Regions from separate parts of the Homo sapiens genome. Here region 1 is linked to region 2. Evidence: chromatin contacts called from ENCODE Hi-C or POLR2A ChIA-PET data. All regions are on one chromosome and are shown on one strand. Each heading gives the region's core, a stretch centred on a gene start or an enhancer-like site at or near the end of the contact. The rest is flanking DNA. Distances are from core to core; before and after follow the strand shown.

The links. Hi-C counts contacts between places; a loop is a spot of excess contacts on that map. ChIA-PET counts read pairs that join two places held with the same protein, here RNA polymerase II (POLR2A).
Region 1: a loop to region 2 is called in a map of ascending aorta, with 5 times the contacts of the local background. The contact joins two enhancer-like sites. A Hi-C loop is called at or near these places in 1 of 168 maps with a recorded cell type or tissue (ascending aorta). POLR2A ChIA-PET finds 5 or more read pairs at or near these places in 1 of 52 experiments (OCI-LY7).

Annotation. Positions count from the first base shown.
Region 1 is chrX:39,720,101-39,723,428 of GRCh38, forward strand. No RefSeq gene overlaps it. Among named protein-coding and RNA genes, the nearest start is that of MIR3937, 61 kb to the left of the region's middle. Within about 2 kb of position 1,596, at least 2 of the 41 ENCODE cell types and tissues checked have a DNase peak (open chromatin) inside an H3K27ac peak, as active enhancers do; they include ascending aorta, where a contact is called at or near this core.
Region 2 is chrX:39,517,424-39,520,656 of GRCh38, forward strand. No RefSeq gene overlaps it. Among named protein-coding and RNA genes, the nearest start is that of LINC01283, 84 kb to the left of the region's middle. Within about 2 kb of position 1,653, at least 11 of the 41 ENCODE cell types and tissues checked have a DNase peak (open chromatin) inside an H3K27ac peak, as active enhancers do; they include ascending aorta, where a contact is called at or near this core.

The DNA.
Region 1 (3,328 bases), core at 346-2,845, 200 kb after region 2:
AGAAAATAGACTCCACTTTTTTTTTTTTTTTTTTTTTTTTTTTTTGGACAGGGTCTCTCTCTGTCACCCAGGCTGGAGTGCAGTGGCACGATCGCCAGGCTATTGTATTTTTAGCAGAGACAGGGTTTCACCATGTTGTTCAGGCTGGTCCCGAGCTCGTAAGTTCAAGTGATCCACCTGCCTCGGCCTCCCAAAGTGTTGGAATTACAGGCGTGAGCCACCGCTCCTGGCTAGGCTCCACTTCTTGATGGAAGGAGAGGCAAAGTCATTTGGCAAAGGGGCCTGGGGAATGAGAGGATTTGTTGCAGCCATCTTTGCAAACCACTGTAGGTTTGGGGTGAGCCCAGGACTCTTGGTTGCCAAGCTCCCCACACCCAGATGATATAGACAAGAGTGGTCGGGGCACACATTAGGTTCCTCACCACCGCAGTACCGCCCCTGTCAGACTGCTCCACTCACCCCCTACCCAAATCTCCCCTTCAAGGCAAACCTCAGGCACACACCTTCAGCAGGAAGCCTGCCTTATCCCTCTGCCCTCAGTCCACTCCTGCAGCCACTGTTCTAGGGTATTCTAAAACCACTACTGTAGTCTCTTTTCTTGCCTTTTCCACTGTGAACCTCTAAAGCAGAGACTTTCTCTCCAAGATTACCAGATCTTGGAGGGCAGAAAAAACATCTTAGTGACAAAGACCCTGCTCCATGGCACTGGAGACAAGGCAAGGCCCTCATCAACACTTAGCAACTGACAGATGGAGAGAGCTGCCACTCCCTGTGGGACTCTGCCTTTCTTCCAATGCCTCCTAAGATAAAAATCCCATCCCCGTGATTGGGTAGCTTTCCAGCTCTTTTCTACGGGGAAAAAAGAGTAAAGGTAGGGGAGCAAAAGGGAGAAGAGCTGAGCTATAAAACTGCTGAATCCAAAATGAAGGAGGGAGTAGAGCCAGTGTGCAGCTTTAATTCAAAAGAACAAAAAAGAATACTGCCATCACTACAAACCACAGGCTCTCTCAGTTCTTGCTACCTCACCACCCAGTAAAGCTGGCCCAACTTCAGCACTTTGCTTGCCTTCTGCAGCCTGGCTTCACTCCACGGGCAATGAAAACCAAAGCCCAAATGCCTTTCTTCCATTTCTCATTCATTCAGTTCTTAAGTAACCAGGAAAGAGTATCATATTAGGAATCAGAAGAAGTGGCATTATCTAATGTTAAGTGTGTCTGCTATTATCTAATCTCATTAGAGAGGCCAATGTAATATTTGTAATATATTGCTGGACTCGCATAAGAAAGGAACTTGATATAGGAACCCACAGGGGTTACTGCTACGAACTCTATGGAGTCCACCCTCACCCACCAAACCCCAGTTTCTAGAAAGTTCAATCGTGAAGTGTAATCCCACCATTTGGAAGAAACACAAGATCTCCTCCCACGCCATTCGGCAAACACCAGGGAAGCATCCTGCCCTTTTCTGGGGCTTCCATCTTTGACAAAGTTTCCAAAAAGTCTCCAGACCATCTGATAGGCATCCCATGCACATCTTATCAAAAGCATAAAGCTGCCTTATTTCCTTTGGCAGAGGTGCTTGTGACGTAACTCCAGAACCAGTGCTCAGCTGGAATGTGGACTGCCTTCCAAACGCATGCCACACTTCCTCACAGGGACTGCCCTTGCCTCTGCCTGGATCATTTGCGAGGTTTGAAACGCATCCATATTAAACATAGACTACAGCATTTTCCTTCCCATCAGCATTCCACAGACTCGATATCGGGAGACAATTCAGCCCGTTGTACTTAGGTGGAAGGCTGGAGTTCTGACAAGCCATTTCATGAGAAATATCCCTGAGAAATTGAGAGGGTTGGCTGACAGCTGGTCACCACAGTGTGATGTGTGCTGAGAAGGTCGATGCAGTGAGATCCCTTCGTTCATCCACTCAGCAAATGTTTATTGACTGGGTACTAAGGAGCAAGCCCCAGGGAGTGGTAGGATGCTGAGCCAAGGAGTGGACCCTGCCCTCAGGAAATTCACAGTCTGGCTAGGGAGCAAATTCCTTCCCAAACAACCGCTAGAGAATAATGCACAGCCTAGAAGTGGTAAAGCTTTAACCAGGAGACAGAAGAATTGGAAATAGTGAAGTCAGAGCCCCGGACGTTGTATGGAGGAAGTGAGATCCAGCCCATACCAGCTACTGGGCTAGGAATGAGTTCCTCTGGGCTCATCAAACCAGAGACATTGGAGATAAGATCTAGAAGGAGTAGAAGCCTGAGGAGGTGGTAAGATAGATTGGTGAGGCAGAGGGGTTCAGAACAGGCTCAAAACTCATTCCATGTTTTCTCTCTCCAACTGTCTGTCTTTGTGCCTGTATTTCATTTTGTCTTTTTTCTGTGTTTCCCTCTTTCCTCTTAGACCTCCTCCTTTTCATTTCTCCTCCTCCTCTTAATCTCGGCTGTGTCTGTCTCACTCCTTCCTTCATCATCATCTCTTTCCCTTTCTACATTCCCCTTTTAGATTCTGATTTCTTTCCATTCTTTTAACCTCTCCATCTTTTCATCCTTCAATCTCTTTTTCCCCTCCCCCAACTCTGAAAAAACTAGACAAAAGAAGAAACTAAAGGACATCTTTTTTGGCTCATTTACTTCAAGATTATTCTGCTTGATTTTTTTATTTTGAAAAGTAAGAAGTGAATCAGACTTTAAAGGGGAAAAAAATAAACAATATTCAAGTTTCAGATTTTCATAAGTTGCATCATGTGTGCTCTTCAGTAGGTATTGGCTGTGTTCACTGCTATCAAACACAGAAGAAATGCTGAGATTATTTTTTAAAAACCCACAGGGAAAAATAGCAAGAAAAAAAAGGTCAAATAATATGGACAAGCAATTCATAGATAGGAAACCTCTAATGAATAAAAAGAGGAAGAGATTGTCAACCTCCGCAAATTATCAGAGAGATGCAAATTAAAACAACATTAGTTCAAACATAAGACATTGGCAAAACTTATGAAGCTGAATAAAACCAAGTGCTGTAGAAGATGTGGGGAAAGGGGAACTTTCATGCACTGCTGGTGGAACTGCAAAGTGATATGTCATTCTGAGGGATTATCTGGCAATGCTTAGGAATGAAGTCTGTGTAAACCCTGTGACCCAGAAAGCCCCCAGGTCTTTACCCCAGAGATGCGTGTGATGATGGTAGGCACATATGACAGAATTCCATGTAGCAGTCAGAAACAATAGACCAGATTTACATACAGCCATGGACAGGTCTTTAAGACAGCGTGTTGAGTGCAAAAGGAAAAAGATTTATAGCTTTATATTAAATTACTATTCTTATAAATTAAA
Region 2 (3,233 bases), core at 403-2,902:
CTCAAGGCTCCCAGCATGTTTCACCATGGCTGGATTTTAAATGCTGAGCGTCCCTAGACACACCCAACCACCTGTGATAAATACACAAGTAATGGCCCTGTCAATACTCCCCACCACCTCAAATTCTTGTCCTTCACATCTTTTCATTGCGGCAGCATTGTCCTAGCCAGGAAGAAAGGGCTAGATTCCCCCAGCCCTGTCTCTGTCTCTGCAACCCCAAGCTCCCAGCCCCGTCCTCCTCCTGGCTTAGCCTTGTACACCTATGGGGGTCTTAGAGGCCAAAGTCACTCAGGGACATTGAGTCTCCAAATCTTTACCTTTTTGGTGTAAGGCAGCTTTGTCATGGTGGACCTTGAGACATTCAACAAGATAAAGTGATCTCCACCCAGCAGTCACCTTGTTTGAGTGTTTTTGTTTTTTTTTGGTCTTTTTTTTTTTTTTTTTTTTTTGGAGATGGAGTTTTGCTCTTGTTGCCCAGACTGGAGTGCAATGGCATGATCTCGGCTCACTGCAACCTCCGCCTCCTGGATTCAAGTGACTTTCCTGCCTCAACCTCCCGAGTAGCTGGGATTACAGGTGCGCACCACCATGCCTGGCAAATTTTTGTATTATTAGTAGAGACGGGTTTTAGCCATGTTGGCCAGGCTGGTCTCGAACTCCTCAGCTCAGGTGATCCACCCACCTCGGCTTCCCAAAGTGCTAGGATTACAGGCATGAGCCACCGAGCCCGGCCTCACATTGTTTTTAAAGCAACAGATATTGAACTCATAAATAGCTGTCTACAATGACAGGTAGTGTATGCTGAAATCTCATGGGTTGGGATGAAAACAAATTAAGTGTATATAATTCACTTCACTCTTACTCAATTTCCCTGCCTGTAAAATCAGGCCAGTATAGCTTCTCTGTGCCTCAGCTTACTCATCCAGAAAATGGGATGAATAGGCACCCTGCCAATATCACAGGGCTACTATAAGGACCAAATGATATGTGTGAAAGTGAGCCTTGTAAGCTATAAAAATAACACCCCAAACGAGCCTCTAAATAGGCGAAACCCCTGCACAGCTAAAATGCTCTCTCTACCAAGTCTGCCCTAAGCCAGCCCACTGTGCCTGCGTTTTCTTGGCCAGTATTGCTCTAGTGCAATTGTCTGAGGACAAAACAGCCCCAGCACTCGGGCAAGGACCCAAGGCAAGACAGCCTCGTCACCTCAGCATTTCTATAAAAAGATTGCTCAGACTCTGGAGCCTGGCTGACAGGCAGGGCTGAAAGGGTGTGTGCATGTGTGCATGAGTGTGTGTGTGTGCACGCATGCACACGCACACATGCACGCAATGAAATGTTCTCGTAACAGCTGGCGTGGGCCAAGAATCCATGCTCACCCTAAATCCCCGAGCCCCACTGGCAGGAGGGGAATGGATTCAAGGAAGGGTAGAGAGGCTGAGAGAGAGAGAGAGAGCGCTGTGCATCGAAGAATAGGTCTGGGCAAAGAGATGTCTGCGGTGCTGGTCTGTCGCTCCGAGCAGCCAACACAATGGACCTCTGGGTGGGCTCAGAGAGACCCCCCAACCCCCCGACCTCCTGCCCGTGACACAGATAAGGACCTGGAGGACTGCTCTGAGCTTCTGTGTGTGCCCTGGGCCAGCCGGCAGCGAGGCCAGTCTGGTGTGAGTGGCAGCAAAGATAAACGGCGGCCGCGCGGGCATTGAATGCCCCGACACAAAAGGCCGCCTCTCCCCGAGTCCCTCTGAGGCCCAGATGGTCAGGGAAGCCCTTTCCCGCCTCACAAAGAGGATCGCTGCGTGTCTTTTTCTTTTAAAATGGAATAAAAAAAAAAAGCCATTGCTCACAAAGGACCTGGATGAAAAATAAACCCTTAAAAAAACCCAGCCTCTCCTCGCTCAGCAGCCCGGCATTTCTTCCGACTGTCAGACTTAGCAGATTGCTTTCTGGAAAGGATCCAATTGGCAAGACCTGCCGCTGTGCAAATGAAATTTTAAAACCCCATTCCTTGTTGCACTCAAAGAGCTTTTCTCTCTCTGCTTGTTCTACACGGCCTCGTAGAATTATTCTCTTGTCTCTCGTTGTATCAGAAACTAATATTCCCCCACTTTCCCTCCCCACGTGAGGGGTCCTCACCCCAGCTGGGGATTTGGGTAATCAGGGACGTCTGGAGCACCACTCCAGACCCCCAAGTTGATTCCCCACCTGGGCTTCATCTCACAGAATCACCTACTAATTAGGAGAGAGACTTGCTCCTGAAGAGAATAAACACTTCCACGCTGCCTCCCTCCCTCCCCGGCTCCCTGCCCCCGCCTCGGTAATGAGATAAGTGTTTGGGGGATGAGGGAGAGAGGATGACGGGGACGTTCTTCACACACAAGGTTTGACACCCGTCAGGCCCGTGACACTAGCTCTGTTTGGCTGGCATCCCCGTGGTGAAAAGTCAGCAGAAAAAAATAGCCACAGGACTTGTCTGGGTTTGACAGGCTGCCTCACAGAGTGATGAACTTGGAGAGAAGAAGCCACGTGATGTGTCGGAAAGTGTCCCAGGCCTGGGAGCCAGGAGACCTGGGTTCCAATTCCAAGTCTGCCCCTAATAACAGTGTACCAGGCACAGTGCTCGGCTCCATACATGTGTTCTGTTCTGCTTTCCTTGGAGCTAGTGTCATTCTCAGGTTAGATACCGGCACTATGAGACAGGCAAATGTTGCTCAAAACATTGCCTCATGGGGGTAGATTGCATTACTGGTCCCCATTCCTCATCCTTCCTTGTAGCCATGCCATTGGCCATGAGACTTTGCAGCTCTTCTCATATTTTCTCACCCCTTGATTCTGGGTTCAACCATATGACCTGCTTTGGCCAATGGAATGATCCAGAACAAACAATACACCCACCAAGTACCGACCTCAAGAGTCACGGCCAGTTCTGCTCACCCTCTTGTGTCCCTGTCATTCAATGAAAAGAGCTTCCTCTGAGTGACTGCTGCCCCTTAGCCTGAGCCCCAGATGAACACATGTGGAGCAGACCCAATTTATAAATGACCTTTAGGGTAATGACATCCCACCTCCCACTGGTGGCTGCCTGTATTTGACATTTTAAAAAGAAGGTACTCACTGCAGCAATCTTGAAAGATGTCTGTTAAATTCCACTCCTGCCCTATCTGGGGAAGGGGTATTAATACCTAATTATTCATCCATTCACCACTCACATATTTACTGAGCACCTACTCTGT